Linked DNA regions of Homo sapiens: region 2 is linked to region 1. Evidence: chromatin loops called from intact Hi-C (ENCODE). Cell type or tissue: endothelial cell of umbilical vein. All regions are shown on one strand. Links, peaks and the distances in the headings refer to the core of each region. The heading gives the core; the rest is flanking DNA.

Region 1 (10,638 bases), core at 2,213-7,212:
ATGTTAAGCTTCTAGATTTCAAGACAAGACAACAATGTCCATTCTCACTACTTCCACCAGTACATTGAAGCAAGAAAAAGAAATAAAAGGCAGACAGATTTGGAAAGGAAGAAGTGTACCTGTCTATATTCAGACAAGATGATTTTGTACGTAAAAAGCTTCAAGGAATCTAGAAAAGCTACTAGGTAACAAGAAAATTTAGAAAGGTCACAGGATACCAGGTAAAGATGCAAAAAAATCAACTGTTTATGTACTAACAACAAATCATCAGAAGTTGAAAGTAAAAAGACCAATCAATAATAACATCAAAATATATAAAATACCCAACATATGTATAAACTCCCATCTGAAAACTACAAATATTGCTGAAAAAATCAAACACTTAAATCTGAAAAATATGCCATGCTCATGGATCAGAATAGCCAATAAGGTAAAAAGTGTCATTTTTCCCTCAAACTGATTTATAGATTCAATGTAATTCCAATAAAAATTGCAGTAAGCTTTCTTATAAAAACTAATAAACCTGATTCTAAATTTACATGTAAACTCAAAGGACCTAGAATAAACAAAGCAATTTGGATAAAAACAAAGTTGGAGACTTAACTAAATGATTTCAAAACTCGTTATAAAACCACAGTAGTTGACACCATGTTGTATTGCCGAAGACACAGGTTATCAACAAAACAGAATAGAAAGTCCAGAAACAGCCACACAAAAACATGGCTAATTGACTCAATAAAGATGCTTCAGCAATGAGGAAATGATAATCTCTCCAATAAAAATGCTGATACAATTAATTATCCATATGTCAAAAATAAACCTCAACACTTTCCTCCCATCATACACAGAAATTCTAAATGAATTATTTCTCTCAAAGTAAGGGCACAAACTATAAAGCTCCTTGGAGAAAATACAGGAGAAAATCCTTAGTATCTCAGACTAGGAAAAGATCTCTTAAATAAGACACAGAAAACACAAACTAAAAAGAAAAAATAAATATAAAACTTTACTCTTCAAAAGACACTCTAAAATATAAAAAGGCAGCTAAAGACTGGGAGAAAGTATTTGAAAAACATATATCTAATAAAGAACTTGTATCCTATCCAGAATATGTAAAAAATTCTTATAACTCATTAGCAAGAAGACAGACTATCCAATAAAAAACAGCCAAGAGGTCAGGATGCTCACTTGACCAAAGAGATACAGATAGAAAATAAGCACATGGAGCTGGGCACCATGACTCACACCTGTTATCCCAGCACTTTGGGAGGCAGAGGCAGGTGGATCACCTGAGGTCAGGAGTTTGAGACCAGATTGGCCAACATAGTGAAACCCCGTCTCTACTAAAAATAAAAAAAATTAGCTGGGTGTGGTGGCGGGTGCCCGTAATCCTAGCTACTCGGGAGGCTGAGGCACGAGAATTGCTTGAACCCGGGAGGCAGAGGTTGTAGTGAGCCGAGATCGCGCCACTGCACTCCAGCCCGGGTGACAGAGTGAGACTTTGTCTCAAAAATAAATAAATAAATAAATAAATAAATAAATAAATAAATAAGCAAGCAAGCACATGGGCCAGGTGCAGTGGCTCACGCCTGTAATCACAGCACTTTGGGAAACTGAGGAGGGTGGATGACCTGAGGTCAGGAGTTCGAGACCAGCCTGGCCAACATGGTGAAACCCGTCTCTACTAAAAATACACAAATTAGCTGGGCATGGTGGCGGGCACCTGTAACCCCAGCTACCCGGGAGGCTGAGGCAGGAGAATCATTTGAACCTAGGAGGCAGAGGTTGCAGTGAGCTGAGATCGTGCCGTTGCACTCCAGTCTGGGTGGCAGAGTGAGACTCCATCTCAAAAAAAAAAAAGAAAAGAAAAGAAACACATGAAAAGATTTTCAATATATTTAGTTACTTGGGAAATGCAAACTAAAACCAAAAAGAGATAATAAAACTTTAAAAACTGAAAAAATTCAAGTGTTGGAAAGACGTAGAGTAACTAGGACTCTCATACATTCCTGGTTGGAATACAAAATAGTACAAACACTTTGGTAAACAATTTTGCAGTTTCTTATAAAGCTAGATATATACTTATCATATGACCCACCAATTATGCTCGTAGGTATACACCCAAAAGAAATAAAACATAGGTCTACAAAAAGACTTGTATACCAATGTTCACAGTAGCTTATTCATAATGGTCAAAAAACCCAAATGTTCCCTCTGGTGAATGGATAAGCAAACTGTAGTATAGCCATACAATGGAATATGGCTCAGCAATAAAAAGAAACAATCTACTGACATATGCAGCAAGAATGAATCTCAAGAGCATTATGCTAAAGAAGCCAGCCACATATTATATACAGTGTATAATTTTTTGTGTCCACTGTATAATTCCAAATTCTAGAGAAGACAAAACAATAGTGACAGAAAGCAGGTCAGTTGTCAAGGGAGGGTGATAGGAACTACAAAGGGAAATGAGAAAATTTCTTTGGAGTAACATATATTTTATACTATTGTTGTAGTATTAAATACATTACTTAACATTTGTCAGAATTCATGAAGTTTTACACTTGAAATTGCTGTTTCATTATATATAAATTATACCTCAACAAAGGGGACAATAACAACAACAAAAATAAGCATATGCAAAATGTGAGTGTCATGTATTTAGTAGCCAAACAAGAAAAGGTTCTAGAATGCAAATGCCATTTGACTTAGGATCTAGTGTCTTATATTGTACCATGCTGCCTCCTTTCTCAGAATACTTCCCTAAAGATCCAGGTGAGAATTCTCATTCTGAATCTTTCCATGCGGACACAAAAGATGCAGCACAGAGGTGCTGAGGCTCACAAGCGCACACGTGAGCTCTCTCTCTCCCATGGGAGTACTACAGGTAATTCTTGGGAGAATAACCTGTATGTGCAGCTCTCTCCCTCTTAAGGCAACATAATAAAATGGAAAAACCAGAGTGGTTTCATTATAAGGGATACCTGAAGTACTTTAAACTCTTGTTAACAATAAATTACTTGGCACACATTTCACAACATACCAGTATATCCACATTGTGGCTCAGAATCTGATCCAAACAGACTGGAACACCAGCAAATTCATTCATTTACTTTCAATAAAAATTGATAAAGAACTAATGCTATCAAGTGTGCAAAATTCTCCAGAGTAATTAAAGTTATTGACTTGGAAGAAACTAGATCAACTAGTAGGCAACCCTCAGTAGGTAACACTGAAATAAGTGCAGAATTATTTATGTATATAATCAAATGCGAAATTTCGTGATATTTATAAATGCTTCAAAATTTTATTCAGGGTCTGAACAGCAACTGTGTGACTATTATGTGGCAGGTACTGAAGGTATAATGGTAATCAAAAAGAAAGACAGGATAGTCCTTCCTTGTCACTGTGGGACAGAAAGGCAGTCAGACAGTAAGCAAATAAGCACACAAACTACTACTTAATTACACACTATGATAAATACTATAAGAAAAAAGTTTTTTTTTTAAAGGGTCAAAATAGAATCCTATGCACCAGCCTTGACAAATGCAGATCACAGCCTCTGCTGGGTCCCTTACCTGGGTATTTCTTCTCACTAAACCTCCATATCCCATTTAAAATTCAATCTTCCCTGATGGCACAAGTGTCTCTAAGTCTTCTCTAACCCCTGTAAGAAGAATTAGGGGTCTCTCCTTTTTGTATTGTGATAGAGAATAATAAAATCAGTAAAAATTTCTGAGCACTTATCTCATTTAATCATATGACAACCATGAGATGTAGTTATTATCCCCATTGTAAAGATGAGAAAACTGAAACTCAAAATGAGCAAAAAAATTATACCTCTAATAAGTTGCAGAACCAGGAATCAAACTTTGGTTTTTATGACAGAAACACATTCTTTAACATTTTAAATATCTACCTTAAAAGTGAAATGCAAATAGTAGTATGGATTCATGACCTATTTTCTCTTTCAGAAAAAAATATTTCCTAGCTCTGTACTGAAAAAGCCTGAAAATGATGATTAACTCAATGGCAATGCACCCTTTTCTAAAACCCATGCTATGGTTTCCATATACCACGTCCTAATACATGGAACCTGACCTGATTTCAGGTCTGAAGCAAAAATGTACAAGATAAGCTCAGAACAAGCTGTCACACTAGAAAGCAAAGAAGCTTTCAAGCTTACTTTATCACCCCTTTAATTTCTGATAACTGCCCGTCCACATCTAGTCTCTCCTTCCTTCTACTAATTAAACCCCCCAAATTTTAACTGGACTCACAGCCACCCAAGCAGGGATTAGTTTCCACTCTGCCTTACAGCTAAGTGTGGCCAAATTCTAGTTGATGGAGTCTCATTGCAACGTCATTTATGTTTTAGGTCATGCTTATATTAGGAAGCTGTGTGCCTTTACTCCTTCCCACAGGCTGAAATCCAGTTGTATGATGTGCTGTGAAACCAGCATCAACCATTCAGATAAAAGCAAAGATAGAGGAACAAAGTAGAAGAAACCTGGAACCCTAGACAATAGCTTAGAGCAGAACCACTCCACTTCCCTGACTACTACCAGTTCTATCTTTGATGTGAAAGGAAAAGCCTTCTGTATTTTTAAACCAGCTATTTTTGTCCCAATAGAGAAGCTGAACCAATATCCTAAAAAATATACCTTGCCAGAAGCTTTTCAGAATCCTTGAAGGTTCAACTAGTTGTTTGTTAATTTGTTTTTCTTTGTTGCAGAAAATATGCATTCAAAGAGGCACTGTATGTGTGTTAAGGGCAGGAAAGCACCCATTCTAATCAAACTAATGCTAAATCTTTCCGTGATTTAATAAATAGAAAGTTGGTCCCTCCAACATCTAGTCCAACTCTAGTCCCAATTATTCAGATTTGCTTGGATAATGTAGATGGAAAAGAAGCTTAATAAAAGCTTTTTTTAAAGCAAATAAAATTTTAACATTTTTGGTGAAACTGAGTGGGTATTTCTTAAATCCTATTTCTCAAATATAATACAGCCGCAGGTCCTATTCATAACATAACAGACAATAACAAGAAAATATGTAAGTACTATCAGGCCTTTATAGATTCATTTCCGTTTCTTCCTTCTATATATGTATGTATGTAGTTCTTCTATACACACACACACACACACACACACACACACACACACAGTTCTAAGACTCAAGATTGAATTCCTCAACTTCCTTTCTCTCCCTATGATTTCACCGTCCAACAATCCCAATCCCTACTTCTTTCTAATTATTTCCAAGAACAATTCGAAAGTCAAGAATATCCAAACTGAAATGATGCAGTGGAAAAAGGTATACTAAACAGATCTGCCTATCCTAGAATATATAAGAAACTCACAATTAAAGAACTACTGCATTCTGTTATAGCAACTTAATACCCTGACAAGTATGAGAGTTTTTTTTTTTAAAGGAAAGGATGTACTAAATGGCACAGAACCGTTCACTTAAAAAAAAAATTCTTTAAAAATCTCTCTATTTGAAAAATTTCAATCTCACAGAAAAGTTGCAGTGATTGTACTATGAGCTCCAGGGTCCCATTCATCTAGATTCATAGACAGTTTACATTTTGTCACATTTACTTCTTTCTCTTTTATATAATAACAATAATAATAATGGTGATTGATATGGTTTGGCTGTGTCCCCATCCAAATTTCATCTTGAATTGTAACTCCCACAATTCCCACATTTTGTGGGAGAAACCCCCATGGGAGGTAATTAAATCATGGGGATGGGTCTCTGCCATGCTGTTCTCATGATAGGGAATAAGTCTCACAAGATCTGATGGTTTTAAAAACAGGAAGTTTCCCTGCACAAGCTCTCTCTCTTTGCCTGCTGCCACCCATGTAAGACATGACTTGCTCCTCCTTGCCTTCCACCAGGATTGTGAGGCCTCCCCAGCCATGTAGAACTTTAAGTCCATTAAACCTCTTTCTTTTATTAATTGCCCAGTCTCGGGTATGTCTTTACCAGCAGCATGAAAATGGAGTAGTAGAGTAATATATAATTATTAATATTTGACAAACTATTTGAGAGTAAGTTGAGTCACCAAGCCTTTTAGGCCAAATACACACACTTCTGTGCAGATGAACACGGATAAAGCCACGGGAATGAAATTGTCCAAGAGTATGTCAGTAAACGTGTAAGAAAATCTAAAACTAAACCAGTAACACTCAGGGACAGGCAAATACACTAAGGTCAAGGATGGAAATTAAAACAAAACAAAAAGCCAAAGCAGAGCCAGGAAAGTGTAAACACAGAAGTCAAGAGAAGCTTTAAAAAACAGTGTTCAATAGTGCTGGCAAAACATCATGAAAGAAAAACTAAAAAGCAAATTTGGATTTGGAAGATAAGGACATTATTAGTGATCTTATTAACAAAGGTAGAATCAAAAGTCAGACTGTAATAGATTTAAAAGGAGGTAGAGAAGTCAAGGAGATAACAGAAATGATCTCTAAATTTGTTGCAAAAGGAAATAGAGAAGATAGGCACCAGAGAGGAAAATAGTGTGGGTGTATGAGAGTAAAGATACAAGTTCTTCTATTTGTTTCATTCATCTATTTAAAGTGGCTGAACCAGGAAGTCAGAGTTGTACAATCATCACCACTGTCTACTTTCAGAACATTTTGATCACCTGAAAATGAAACCCTTCTATATACATTAGCATCCTACCCTTATCCCAAGCCTCTGGCAACCACTTATTTCTGTTTCTATGGATTTGCCTATTCTAGACACTTCATATAAATGGAAATTTGCATCAAGTAGCCTTTTGTGTCTGGCTTTCACTTAGTTTTCAAGGTTCATCCATGTTGCACTATGTGAGAGAATTGTATTCCTTTTTAAGGCTGAATAATATTCCATTGTATGGATGTATCATATTTTGTTTATCCATTCATCAGGTAATAGACATTTGTGTTGTTTCCACCTTTTGGCTATTATGAATGACATTAATATGATGTTCACTTACAGGTTTTTGTGTAGACATGTTTTCATTTCTTTAGGTATATACCCCAGAATAGAATTATTGGAGTTAGCATAAGGTAACTCTATGTTTAACTTTTTGAAGAACCACCAAACTATTTCCCAAAGCAGCTGCATCATTTTACATCCTCACTAGCAAAGTATGAAGGTTACAGTTTCTCTACATTCTCACCAACATTTGTAACTGTCCATCTTTTTTATTATATGTCATAGTAGGTGTAAACTGCTATCTCATTATGGTTATAATCTGCATTTCCCTCATGACTAATGATGGTGAGCATCTTTTCATGTACTTACTAGCCATTTATGTATCTTCTCTGGAGAAATGTCTAATCAAATCCTTTGACCATTTTTAAATTAGATTGTCTTTTTATTTTTATGTTGTTACAGTTCTTTATATATTCTGGATATCATGCCCTTCACAGATAAATGATTTGCAAATATTTTCTCTCATTCTGTTACTATCTTTTCACTTTCTTGACAGTATCCTTTGAAACAAAAGTTTTTAATTCTGAAGTCCAATTTGTCTAGTTGTTCTTTGTGCTTCTGGTGTCATGTCTAACTAAAACTTGCCTAATCCTAGGTCAGGAAGATTAAGCCTATGTTTTCTTCTAAGTTTTAGCTCTTATATTTGGGTCTTTGATCCATTTTGATCTAACTTTTGCATATAAGGTAGAGGTTCAATTTCATTCTCTTGCATGTGCATGCATATTCAGTTGGCCCAAAACCATTTGCTAAGAAAATTCTTTTTTTTTTTTTTTTTTTTGAGACGGAGTCTTGCTCTGTCACCCAGGCTGGAGTGCAATGGCGCGATCTCAGCTCCCTGCAACCTCCACCGCCCAGGTTCAAGCCATTCTCCTGTCTCAGCCTCCCGAGTAGCTGGGATTACAAGCGCATGCCACCACACCCGGCTAATTTTTTGTATTTTTTAATAGAGATGGGGTTTCACCGGGTTGGCCAGGCTGGTCTCGAACTCCTGAGCTCAGGCAATCCACCTGCCTTGGCCTCCCAAAGTGCTAGGATTACAGGCGTGAGCTACTGCACCCGGCCAGAAAATTATTCTTTTCTCATTAAACTGTCTTAACTCTTGTCAAAAATCGACTGACTATAAATGTATGTGTTTTGCTGCTAGACTCTCAATTCTATCTCACTGACCTATATGACTGTCCTTATGCAGTACAATACTGTTGCTTGTTTTTTTCTTTTAATCCCACACTAGAGTGTAAAGAGCAATGGACCTGAAAAAATAAAACAAACAGTCAAGTCCTAGCTCTGCCTCTTAGGTAGAAATCAGCCTTACTAAGACATTTTCCTCACCGTCACAGAATTGAGAATTACAGGAGATGTGAAATTACCTTGTAAACAATAAAAGTTAAACACTTAAGTTTACACATTTTTTAAAATAATTAAGCTCAACCTCATACATTATTTTAGTAGCCAGGAATAAAAGAAAGTAATACAGTAACAGTCCTTCACAATCTGTTTCTAAGAACAGTGCCTAGGCACATGGTAAGCCCTAAATACATATTTATTGAATGAAATTAACCATTTTCCAATTGTTTTGCATTCTCTTTATTCATTTCCTATAACTGTTAAGATTATGAGGAAACAATTTATAAATTTAAAAGCATCCTATATCAGCTTTTTCTTTAGTATATTTCCTTGAAAAAAAAAAATCAAGTAAATTTCCCTTAGGCTATTTCTAACTTTAATACTATTATCCAATATAAGCAATGAAGAAGGTTCTCCTCATATCATATTTATTAAGGAAAGGAAAATTAAGAAATTCTAGGCAACAAAGCAAGATCCTGTCTCAAAAAAAATTATTAAAGTCAAAGTGAATCCCATAAAACTTAATGCCAACCCAATTATTTATTGTTAGTTCCTATTGTTACACTCCACAGTTAAAAATGTGTATCCTTAGGAATATCCAATGTACATCCAAAAGGAATTTTTGATTAAAAAATCAAAACTTTTTTTTAGCTTCTAGTAGTTTAAGGTCAATATTTGTTCAGAGGAAAGAGCAATCACTTGACAACCTGCAATACTGAAATACTTTCTTCAACAAAGTTTTACCCCAACAAATTGCAAAGGTAAAGTCTTTCTAATTTTTTAACAACTTTATTGAGAAATTCATCCATTTTATGTGTTCAACGAGTTTTAGTAAATTTACAGAGTTGTACAACCATCACCACCATGCAGTTTTAGAACATTTCCAACATCTTAAAAAGATCCCTGTGCCCATTTGCAGTCAGTCTCCCAAACACTTCCAGGCAAGCACTAATCAACTTTATGGACATTCCATATAAATGGAATAATGCTATATGAGGTCCTTTGCATCTAGGGTAATGTTTTTCAAGTTCATCCATGTTGTAGCATGTCACAATTCATTCCTTTTTATTGCTAAATAGCACTCCAAGTTTCTTAATTTTATGTCTGGTATAGTTCAACCTACAATCATGTCCTCTTTTATGAGGAAGTGAAAACAGATGAGGTGCCAAAAAAACCTGCTCTTTGTATAGTCCACGCTACTTCTTTCTAAAATGCAAATCTAATAACTTTCTCCTCTACTAAAATCTCTTCAATCCATAAGGTTCCCATCTGTAAGGTTCAATCTATAAGGTTTTCATCAATCTGTAAGACAAAGTCGAAACTCCTTGGCAGAGAATATAGGACGTGCCATGCCAATCTATCTAGTCTCATTTCCTGCTGCTGTTTTTCTTGAACACTTTGCCAGCTATCAATACTGAGGTACATACAGTTCTCCCAAACTCTCTTCAGTGACCTTTATGTCTTTGCATACATCTACTTCACAAACTTGAATTAACCTTTCAAAATCCAACTCAAGACATTTCCTAGAGCCAGCTCCGGCCTCACTTTCTCAACTGTACCATCTTATTAGCTTGTGCTTTAATAATTTTACATCTTACACTATGCCATAACTGTACCTCTCATATCAAACTCATGAGCCAGTACCTAACCCTGCATCTGAACTTCACTACTGTTCAATAAGCATCTGTTCACTTTAACTGAATACTCTCTACTAGTGGTGTTCTACCCACTTCATAAAGGAAAAATCAATTCCATAAAGTCCACTCTCTAAAACTAATGTGAAAAGGATCTAACAGAAGTAGTACAATACAACTCCAAGGTCTAGAACAGTAGTCTACAAAACAGGGTATACACCAGCGATCAGCAAACTATAGCCCACCAACCAAATCCAGCCCAGAGCCTATTTTTTGTAAATAAAATTTTATTGAACACGGCCACTCTCACTCATTTAACATACTGTCTATGGCTGCTTTTGCCCTCCAACAGTGGAATAGTTCCAGTACACACTATACAGGCTGAAAAACCTAAAATGTTCACTATCTGGCCCTTCAAAGAAAATGTTTGCTGACCCCTAGTATAAATCATGATCCATGTTATTCAAGAAGCAAAGATCAGAATTTCCTTTGTATAAATTTTTTCCTCTCATCTTTTTAAAGTTCTATTTTAATATATGTTTTTAACATAATAATATTAATGCAGTAGTCACATATATAATTTCTAAATTTAAAAATGTGCATACACTGGGAATGGTACATACTTAATTTTTTTTTTTTTTTACTAATATAGGTGGTTCATTTAAAAAAA
Region 2 (10,638 bases), core at 2,827-7,826, 99 kb before region 1:
AGGTGATCCGCCCATCTTGGCCTCCCAAAGTGCCAGAATTACAGGCATGAGCCACCGCGCCCAGCCAAGGCAAACTTCTTACTACTTGGTTTGAAGTCTCCCGGATCAAGATCTATACTTTTTGTATGACAATAAACTTTAAAATTTTTTCTAACTTGATCTAATTTTATTTTAGACAGCTCTCCACAGATGCTGAGTCAAACTAGAAGTTTTCTCATTAGGAATATACTCAGTAATAAAATATATACAAATATAAACATACCATGCATTTTTTTTCCTATGGGAATTACATGGAAGATAATTCATTAGAATTCCTTTGTCTGTAACACATAAATCTATAGCTAATAATACAAATAGTTTGTACTTCAGTAGATGAAGTCACATATTTTATACATCCTGACTGTCAATTAAAATTTCTTTTGGTCAACCATGCTAGAGGAAAGTCTGAATTATCTTTCTAATCTCTCTACAGAAAATGATATTACAAAATTATCGTTATAAAAAAAATGGATAACGCTGGGTCCGGTGGCTCACACCTGTAATCCCAGCACTTTGGGAGGTTGAGGAGGGTGGATCACTGGAGGTCAGGAGTTTGAGACCAATAGCGAAAACCCATCTCTACCAAAAATACAAAAAAAATTAGCCAGGCGTGGTGGTGCACACCTGTAGTCCCAGCTACTCAGGGAGGCTGAGGCAGGAGAATCGCTTGAACCCAGGAGGTGGAGGTTGCAGTGAGTTGAGATTATGCCATCACACTCCAGCCTGGGGGACAGAGCAAGACTCCATCTCAAAAAAAGAAAAAAGAAAAGAAAGAAAATAAAATTAAAATTTAAAATGGATAACAAGTATGCAGTCAAAAAATTGAAGCTAAAAGTATTAGGGAAGTTTGTCAGGTACTTAGCTTATTAAAATATCATGTTTTTCTGGATTTTGTATATTATGCTACTTGTTAGATATTTCCAATCTGTAATTTGTTGTGATTTCTTTTCTTATTCTAAGTATTTATTTTCCTATCTAATTTGTTTTAATATTTTCTATTCTTTTTTCTATAAAGTACACCCCAAATTATTTAAACTTCAGGCCCCACAAAACTTGGACCCATACCATGTATTCACTATCAATTTAAAATGTGAACTTGTCAGTCTCCCACATAAAGATTAGAACTAACAGAGCAGGGTGATTTTTATATTATACAGGGTTTTTTATACTAAAGACACTGACATCCAGATCAGCCCAGTAACCTGAGCCAATGAAAACTCTGGAAACAAAGCCCTTTCTCTAAATCCCCCATTAACTCCCCTTTAAACCATTGTCTCTTCAGGGCATGGAAAACAAAAATAGGTTTTCCCCAAAAATCTTCCTAAGCCTCAGTCTGCTTGCTAATCCTCAAGTGCTGTCATTCTCCCAACATGCTCAAGGCCTCAGTGAACTTCTCATTTTACATCTTAAAAGTGGAGAATTAATTATAAGACTTTATTCACTCAGTGATGGAACCTCTGCTGAGTGACACACTTTGCAATCTCATTTGGAGGGCTTGAAATTAACCCAGCATATGCCACACAGCTCCTGAATTCTCAAGGCTGCACAGCTGCCGTGCTGCTTTGGTTTTCATTACATGGGAGGCTTTTCCACCTGCTGGCTATGTCACAAAACCCAATCTGTCCTAGCGGGGCTTTTTTTGTTCACTTATTGAAAGTTTGGTTTTTAGCTATAAGCTGAAATCTGTATGAAAACCTCAACAGACAATAATAGTAGAAGTCGGCCAGGTGCAGTGGCTCATGCCTGTAATCCCAGCACTTTGGGAGGCTGAGGTGGGTGGATCACCTGAGGTCGGGAGTTTGAGACCAGCCCGATCAATATGGTGAAACCCCATCTCTACTAAAAATACAAAAATTAGCCGGGCATGGTGGCATGTGCCTGTAATCCCAGCTACTCGGGAGGCTGAGACAGGAGAATTGCTTGAACCAGGGAGGTGGAGGTTGCAGTGAGCTGAGATTGCACCACTGCACTCCAGCCTGGGCGACAGAGTGGTACTCTGTCTCAAAAAAATAAAAAATAATAGTAGAGGTTAGTGTTGTTCTTCTGTGCATTTGGAGAAAAAAAGTTTCCCTTATATTCCTGGCAACTACAGGAACGCATGGTTCAACTCTCCCTTGCAGAGAGAACTTGTTGCAGGCAGTATAGCTGGCTGTCAGCTGCTGCCCCTTCGGGATACAAAGCAGCTCACACAAGGCCATGCTCTCCCTGGGCTGCTCCCAGACAATGACTGGGCACAGTGGGATTTTAGAGCCAGAACATTCCTGCCCAATGCAGGATCCTCTAACAAGCAGTCTTTGCTCTGGAGCTCCCCATTGTTACCCAAGACTTTCTCACAGCTGCAAACTCTCAAGCTCTCCCTACCCAATCTTTTCTCCTTCCCTTTCTCCTCTCCCAGGTGTCAGGCCAGTATTATAGTCTGATGGCTCTCTGCGCCACCTCCTGCCCCTTCTTTCCTTTGTTCATCCCAGATACTTCCCCCAGTGAATCTCTTGCACGTCTAACTTCATCTTAGCATATGCGTCTCCAAGGAGTCAAACTGATACACCACCTTAGAACTGCTGAATTATGTGAGTAAAAGGGAAAAAAATTAATGCTATCATTTTTTGCAAAGAAAGACAGAAAATAATAATATTTATGGAGCATCTACTCTGTCAGGTATTGCTGGGCATTTGAAAATACATTGTCTCATTCAATTCATAAATGAGAGCTTTTTTTTTTTTTTTTTTTTTTTTTTTTGAGATAGACTCTTGCTCTGTCACCCAGGCTGGAGTGCAAGTGGTGCAATCTTGGCTCACTGCAACCTCCGCCTCCTGGGTTCAAGCAATTCTCGTGCCTCAGCCTACCCAAGTAGCTGGGACTACAGGAGTGCACCACCACGCCTGGCTAATTTTTGTAATTTTAGTAGAGAGGGGGTTTCACCATATTGGCCAAGCTCGTCTGGAACTCCTGACCTCAAGTGATCTGCCCACCTCAGCCTCCTAAAGTACTGGGATTACAGGCATGAGCCACTGTGCCTGGCCAATGGGAGTATTCTTATCCTTAGGATTTTAAAAATACAGGTGAAATTCTGGTTGACAAAGTGACTGTGGATGCCCTGGGTATTTACAGAGCTGTCAGCCTGACTTAGCTTTCTAGAGAAATTCTAGATTTGAAGTCAAGAGGCAGTTTACATACAGTTTTCCTGAGCTTAGGGGAAGGGCTAATAAATACGTTATTTTGTAGGTTGCATGGAAGGAAAACTATTACCTTTAGTGATCTTATATCCTTCCTTCACCCTAGCCCCTCTCAGATGAGAAATCTGCCAGGCATTCTTTCCTTATTGACTGTCCACCACTCTAGTTCTGAGAATTCTCTGCCAAAGTCCACACTGAGCCTGAATCTATGTGGTGGAGTCTGTCTTTCCACTGTAGCGTCAAATCTGACAGCAAAAGTTGGATCAAATTGTGGCTGTAGAATATCATGGAATGTTTAAAGCAATGTTTGCAACAACATTTATTTGGAACTCCCTAGCCTTTTTAATTATAAAAAGAATATAAAATCAAAAGAGTAAAAATATGGCTTAAAATGTTGGGTAGATATAGTAATAATGATAGCACCAACTGCTAGAACATCTGCTGACATCTCACTGCTTTCACCCGGCAGAAGCTTGTTTCTTGATTTTGTGAAGCCCCATGGTGGTGTTGGTGGGGCAGATGGTGAGGTCCTGGGCCACATGCAGTCACTCAGAAACCCAGATCCACAGAGGCTCTGCCATCTTCAATACCTGACATTTGCAAGATTGCCTTGGGTGTCAACGTCCATGTTGTATAGAAGGAGAAGGGAGAGAAGAGCCTGCTTCTGCTTTGCTGCTCACATTACAGCCATTGACAGGAACCAGCCACACAGCCAAACTTAAGATGCAAGAGTGGCTGGGCAAGAATGTGTCATGATGTGTGGAGGACAGTGGCCATCTCTGCCAAGCTGGCAATGCCACCTAGGGTGGCCACAATCTCAATTTGCTCAGAATTCTCCAGTTTGAGCACTGAAAGCTCCATGTCCTGGGAAATCCCCTCAGTCCCAGGCAAACTGGGACAGTTGTTATCCCATTAGTCAAAAATGAATTAACAATTTCAAATAATTTTTAGACAAAATTGGTTTTATATGAAATCAAGCATTTTGCAGATGATACAAAAACCTGAGTAAGTGATTAGAAAATTTTAAGAATTTATGAAAACAATGACCAGCAAGTAAAAGAGATACAATTGGCTGAAAGTAAATTGGAAATAAAATATTATAAAAACAATAACCTCCAAAGCTATTAAAAAATCTTCAATATGTGAATACACGTGGACACAAGGAGTGGAACAACAGACACCGGGACTTCCTTGAGGGTGGAGCTGGGAGGAGGGTGAGGACGGAAAAACTCTTCATCGGGTGCTATGCTCACTACCTGGGTGACAAAATCATTTGTACACCAAACCCCAGTGATTCGCAATTTGCCCATGTAACAAGCCTGCATATGTACCCCTTGAACCTAAAATAAAAGTTGGAAGAGGCCGGGCGTGGTGGCTCACGCCTGTAATCCCAGCACTTTGGGAGGACGAGGTGGGTGGATCACGAGGTCAGGAGATCGAGACCATCCTGGTTAAGACGATGAAACCCCGTCTCTACTAAAAATACAAAAAATTAGCCAGGTGTGGTAGTGGGCGCCTGTAGTCCCAGCTACTTGGGAGGCTGAGGCAGGAGAATGGCGTGAACCCAGGAGGCAGAGCTTGCAGTGAGCCGAGATCACGCCACTGCACTCCAGCCTGGGCGACAGAGCGAGACTCCGTCTCAAAAAAAAAAAAAAAAAAGTTGGAAGAAAAAAAATCTTCAGTATGCGAGAAAATGAGCAAAAATGCTTAATAACACACAAAAAATATTGCTGAACTGCCCATCTAGTAAAATAAAATCAATATCTGAAAAAAAAAAAACAGTACTATTCACTTTCACCAAGTCCATGTGTTATTTTAAATGACGTGTTTCAGCCAGTGTTTCCACCCATTTGTTTGATGCCACCTCACCCGGGCCCTGCTCTGTGTTAACTGTAGAGTGGGTCCTGATTCTCTGAGAAGCCCTCTCAAACCAACCCACCCACAGGTAATCACTACCTTACCTCCTCCCCAGCTCCTTTTTGTTTTAACATCTTTAGTCAGCTTTGCCTCTTGAGGTCTCGTTCTCCTCACCTGCATGATCATTTCTCTCAAGCACAAACGCAAAGAGTTTCCTTGGGGCGTACTCTCCTCCCCCACCCTCCAAAATGTCTCATTCCAAAAAGCAACACAAAGCAAAGAAAGTCTGAAATCTAGTTCCCACATTCTCCCCAGAAGGAAGAGATGCTTCATTGAATACCCTGCTTCCCTCAACCCCCTACACACACACACACACACACACACACACACACACACACACACAGACATACAGAGACATCAGAATTAATCTCTCCCTTCCATATGCTTATACTTCCTTTGGGCTTCCTCTGTGAGTGCCTTTCATGGGCTGCTGGGAGCATGTGACTTCCCCTTTGCTACTCCTGAACTCCTTAAGGAATTCCACGTTGCGCCTTACCCCTCTCAGGAGCTCAAAATGCATTCCATTGTGTTGAAGTTTGACTTGAAAATGTTAGATGAGGACAGGATCCACAAACTTTAGTCTCATGATAAAATAAAATTCTCTAGGGAGACTGGAACAGCTATAGCATTTGCATTTAAACAATTTGGCAATTTCTGTGAGAAATTTGAGCTCTAGAAGGCCACATGGACAAATCCATAAATTCTGGCTCTCAGCTTCAGCTGTTGGGAACCGTAAAATTTTCATTCTTGTTCGTGGCCTTTCAGTTTTCAAAGCACTGACTCCAGCTAAATATCCCGGGCACTGGGGGTTATTTGCTTAGGTCATTGCTGATTTGAAGAAAGTGAGTGGGGCTGAACCAGCTTTTGCTTTTCACAGCTGTGAATCACAGCTGTGAATCCCCAGGGTGCTGAAATAACAGTACGGTGCGCTAATCCAATCTGTGCTTTTCCTGGGGGCTGTCATTACTGCAAAATGAGGTGAGCTGGGTGGATGAAAAGCTCCAAGGTGGCTACAACACTGTACAGTTAGAAGTGGTGCAAAACCATGTCCAGGGCTTAATGAAGGGTTGTGATCAGAGGAGAAAGTAGCCAGGGACCCAGGGGCTATTCTACTATAGCCACTATATGTACTATACACACACACACATATATATACACTATAACCTCTATACATACTAATATACCTACTATATACAGTGGTATGTGTATATATCAATAATTACTTTGGCTACTACTGTAGTTACTCCCTGCTGTACTGTCAGTCTGTCCAGCGTTCGGCTCCCCTATTCCCACCACACTGGCCTCTTTCAGCACCTTGAGTGTGTCATGCTGGCTCCCAAGTCAAATCGTATAGACAGGCCCCTTTCTTAAAGCCCACCTCGCCATGATGGAAGACAAGCCCCTCTTACAATACCAGATGCCATAGTGATTGCTGGAGTGGTATATCCATTACAAGCCCTTTTTGGTATATCAATGAATCTCACTGTTGTTGACTGAATTGTGTCCCTCTGAAATTCATATGTCACCCTCAGCACCTCAAAGTATGACTGTATTTGGAGACAGAGCCTTTAAAGAGGTGATGAAGTGAAAACGAGGTCATTAGGCTGGGCCCTAATCCAGCATGACCAGTATCCTTATAAGAAGAGGAGATTAGGACAAGAGACAGGTACAGGGGAAAGACCATGTGAGGACCCATTGAGAAGGCAGTCATCTAAAAGCCAGGGAGAGGGGCCTCAGAAGAAACCAACCCTGCTGATCAACCCAGCTTGATCTTGGACTTCTAGCCTCCAGAACTGTGAGAAAATAAATTTCTGTTGTTTAAACCACCCCATCTATGGTATTTTGTTATGGCAGCCCAAGCCAACTAAGTAAGACGCTCATACAACATGGAACAGAATCCTCTCAAGACCTCTACTTGCACACAACATTCCATGGCTCCAACTTCTTACACTTGGCTCCACTGGGCTGAGGAACACTCCGCTGTTCTACCTTGGGCCAGCTAATTGGCCCAGGCAGATAATCCAGACTGGTTAATCTCCGGTACCTGGCAGCCCACTTCCGTACAGTGACCAAATATTAAGAGGTAGGGGTTAATTGAGGCGCCCGTAATCCATGCTGACTGCCTGTCTCTGTGTCTACATGGTACCAAAGGTTAAAAAGTATTAAGAACCTTAACCATGAACTTGAGGTTCCAGGGTTACAGACTTGATGCCCAATCCTATCCTCAAACATAATACTTGCTTTCATCCCTGGAGCCAACTCGTGGATCTGAAGTTTCTCAAAGAGAAAAGCTTGTCATAAGACTGGTCAGCTGTCTGATATCAAGGCCTTTTATGGGAATCAATCAATGATTATTCATCAGTTACCCCTGGCACTGTGGGAATTTCAAGGAAATATTATACTTGGCTCCTGTCCTCAACATGGTGACTGTATAGTTGGGATTGATGTGGTTTAAGATCTTCAAAAGTTAAACAAAAATAAAGGAACTGAGTAACTAAGCAAAGGTCAGAACTGATGCCTGATTCTGTCTCTCATTAGCAGTGTGATCTAAGCAAATTCTTCAACCTCTGAGTCTCAGGGGCCTTCCTTGGCCCAGTGAGGATAAGAGAACCTTCCTCACAGGGTTATTGTGAGAATGAAACAAAACACCATACATAAGAAGTACCCAGGGCAGAAATGGTGGCTCACACCTGTAATCCCAGTGCTTTGGGAAGCTGAGGAGGAGCATCACTTGAGGCCAGGAGTTCAAGATCAGCCTGGGCAACATAGCAAGGCTCCATATCTACAAAATAATTTTTAAATATAGCATGGCATGGTTGTGAGTCCCTGTAGTCTCAGCTACTCAGGAGGCCCAAGGGGAAGAATCCCTTGAACCCAAGAGTTCAAGGTTACAGTGAGCTATGATTGCACTACTGCATTCCAGCCTGGGTGACCGATCAACACCCTGTCTCTAAGAAAAAAAAAAAAAAAGTTTTCAACTAAGTGCTTGGCACCTAGTAAGTGCTTCATTTAAAAAAAAAAAAAAGAAAATCAACAAGTGCAGGCCAAGTAGGCAACAGCAGTGAGTGGGAGATGGTCACAGGACCTTGTTCTAGTGTTTGCCCAGTATTTACTGAGGACTTAGTATGTGCTGGAAACCTAGCTCTGTGTTAGAAACACAAGAAAGACCTGGTTACAAGCTGCTCCCAGTCTGGTGGAGGCAGGCAGGTAAACAAGAAATAAGAGACCAGTACTGAGTAGGACTTGGGGTTTGTATAATCCTGACTCATCAGGCCATTCACTGAAGAGGCTAAAATGAGCCCATGAGGCCGGGGATCATTTTGACACACATGCTCAGAAGGGTTTATTGAGGTTCCTACCTCACTTTGCAAATTGGTGTTTTGTCTATAACGGCACCTTAGGGGTCTATCTGGGCAAGGGTAAGACCTGAATTCAGGTGGGGATACATTGTAGTTTTCTGTGGTCCATCTGGATTGAGGTAGGGTCCCAAGCAGACCCAAGAGATTTCGGGAGTCATAGTCTAGCTCCTTGACAAGGGCTAGTGTACTAGTTGGTGTCCTCCAAACAGAACCAATAGGAGATTATCTATCTATCTATCATCTATCTATCTATCTATCTATCTATCTATCTATCTATCTATCTATCTATCTGTACACACACACACACACACACACATACCTATTGAGAGAGTGAGATTAAGAGATTTATTATAAGCTACTGGCTCACACAATTATGGAGGCTAAGTCACAAGATCTGCTGTCTGCAAGCTGGAGACCCAGGAAAGCCAGCGGTGTCATTTGAATGAAGGTCTGAGAGTGGGAGAGCTGATGGTATAGATTTTGGTCAAAATCTGAAGACCTGAGAAACAGGAGCACCGTGGGCTGGAGATCAATGTCCTAGCCCAAGCAGTCAGATAAAGAGCAACTTCAACCTTCCTCCATCTTTTTATGATTCAGGCTAACAATGCATTGGATGATACACGCCCACGTTGGGGAGGGCCATCTGCTTTATACAGTTCAACAGTTCCAGTGCTAATCCCTCCTGGAGATGCCCTCACAGACACACCCAGAAAGAATGTTGAACCAGGTATCTGGACATCTCATACCCCAGGCAAGTTGACACACAAAATTAACTATCACAGCTAGGTAAACTGTCATCACTTAGACCAAGCACAGCCAGAATCCAGGGATAGTCACTGGTCTCAGAATGGGGCCTGTACCTGAGATGGAAGCATCAGAAACCCTAGGAACAAGGAGCGTGTAACAGGAAGAGGGGAGGCATTAAAGACAGTTGTAGTTACTGCTTAGTGGAGAATTTATTCTATGCCAAGTGCTTTCTAGGAGTCATCTCCCCTGAGCGTCACAGCAACCTTAAGGGGTAAGTCTTTATTACCCCTGTTTTACAGAGGAATCAGAGGCTTGGAGAACTTAGGAAGCAACCCAAGATCTCATAGCTAGAGAGATCAGCAACCCAGCCCAGGTGTGACTCTGAAGTTCACATCTTTAACCTCTCCACCCCACTGCCTACAGGCGAGGCCCCTGGCATTCAGCAAACAAGGGCTCAGGCCAGCAACGCTCTCAGGATAACAATAGCAAGACTGACTCCATTTCTTACCCACGGTGGGAGATAGATTCTTCCTGTATTTACTGACCTGGTCAGCACTGGCTTCTGAGCCAGGAAGGCAGAGTTCATAGGTGCCTTGCTTCAGTTACTTCTGTTGAGGAGGGTAGGGGGAGACAGTTGTTAAGACCTAACAGCAATAACAGGTAAGAAGTGAAAAATTCAGGGCCTACATTTCCTCCATTCAAATCTATAAAATAAACATTTGAATGGCAAACTGTGTTTTCTACTTCCTACCTGGATGCTCTGATAAACAAACTCTAAATTATCTTCTTTTTCTCATGTTTAGGAGTTTTCCGGTGCTTCACAATCATTCTGATCATTCTTAGTGATATGGTGAACTCTGAGAAGAAATGGCTTATGTTTCTTCCTGCATGTCATCCATCCATGTAGATTTCATGAGGAGTTTTAGCTGGAAGAAGCAAGCCAGAGAATGCATCTTGTAGTACCAGTCACTAGAGATGTTTATTTCATAAAGAGAAGTGTTGTGATGTTCACACCTATGAAACCAGTTGAAGTGGGCTTCCCGCCAGAGGACGGCCGACAACGACCAACACAGTAGATGTGAGGATGTCCCATATCCAGAAACCAGATCTAGCCCCTATCTTTGGTACCAGAGGGAGGGACCCAGGCATTTTTAGGGCCTGTCCAAGCCCGAGCAAGAAGGAAATCAAGGCTTAGGCCATGCTGGGGTTTCAGGCACAGGGACAGGGCATGGGTATAGATAGAGCCAGCCCATAGCGGCACTGGAGTCAATCAATGGCCAGTGCAGGGCAGCGTGGAAGGACTCAACACCCAATTCCAGAGATAAGACAGTAGATCTGCAGCAGAGTCTGGATGGCATGGAGTAAGCCAGGTGTGCCTGGAACAATGGCCGGAGGAGACAGGT

The links. Peaks named below come from ENCODE experiments on the same cell type or tissue, not always from the same donor. Only the 100,000 strongest peaks of a DNase experiment are listed, where the experiment ranks them.
Region 2: it touches region 1 in a loop (2.2-fold over the local background); 1 of 110 quality-filtered maps calls a loop at or near these places.

Annotation. Positions count from the first base shown.
Region 1 is chr13:51,409,705-51,420,342 of GRCh38, forward strand. All of the region lies in intron 4 of INTS6 (integrator complex subunit 6), which reads right to left. Among named protein-coding and RNA genes, the nearest start is that of INTS6, 38 kb to the right of the region's middle. In endothelial cell of umbilical vein, for the core only: no CTCF peak of the experiment used is centred there; a DNase peak (open chromatin) is centred at 5,227; H3K27ac peaks cover 300 bases.
Region 2 is chr13:51,309,891-51,320,528 of GRCh38, forward strand. No RefSeq gene overlaps it. Among named protein-coding and RNA genes, the nearest start is that of SERPINE3, 24 kb to the right of the region's middle. In endothelial cell of umbilical vein, for the core only: no CTCF peak of the experiment used is centred there; a DNase peak (open chromatin) is centred at 5,571; H3K27ac peaks cover 677 bases.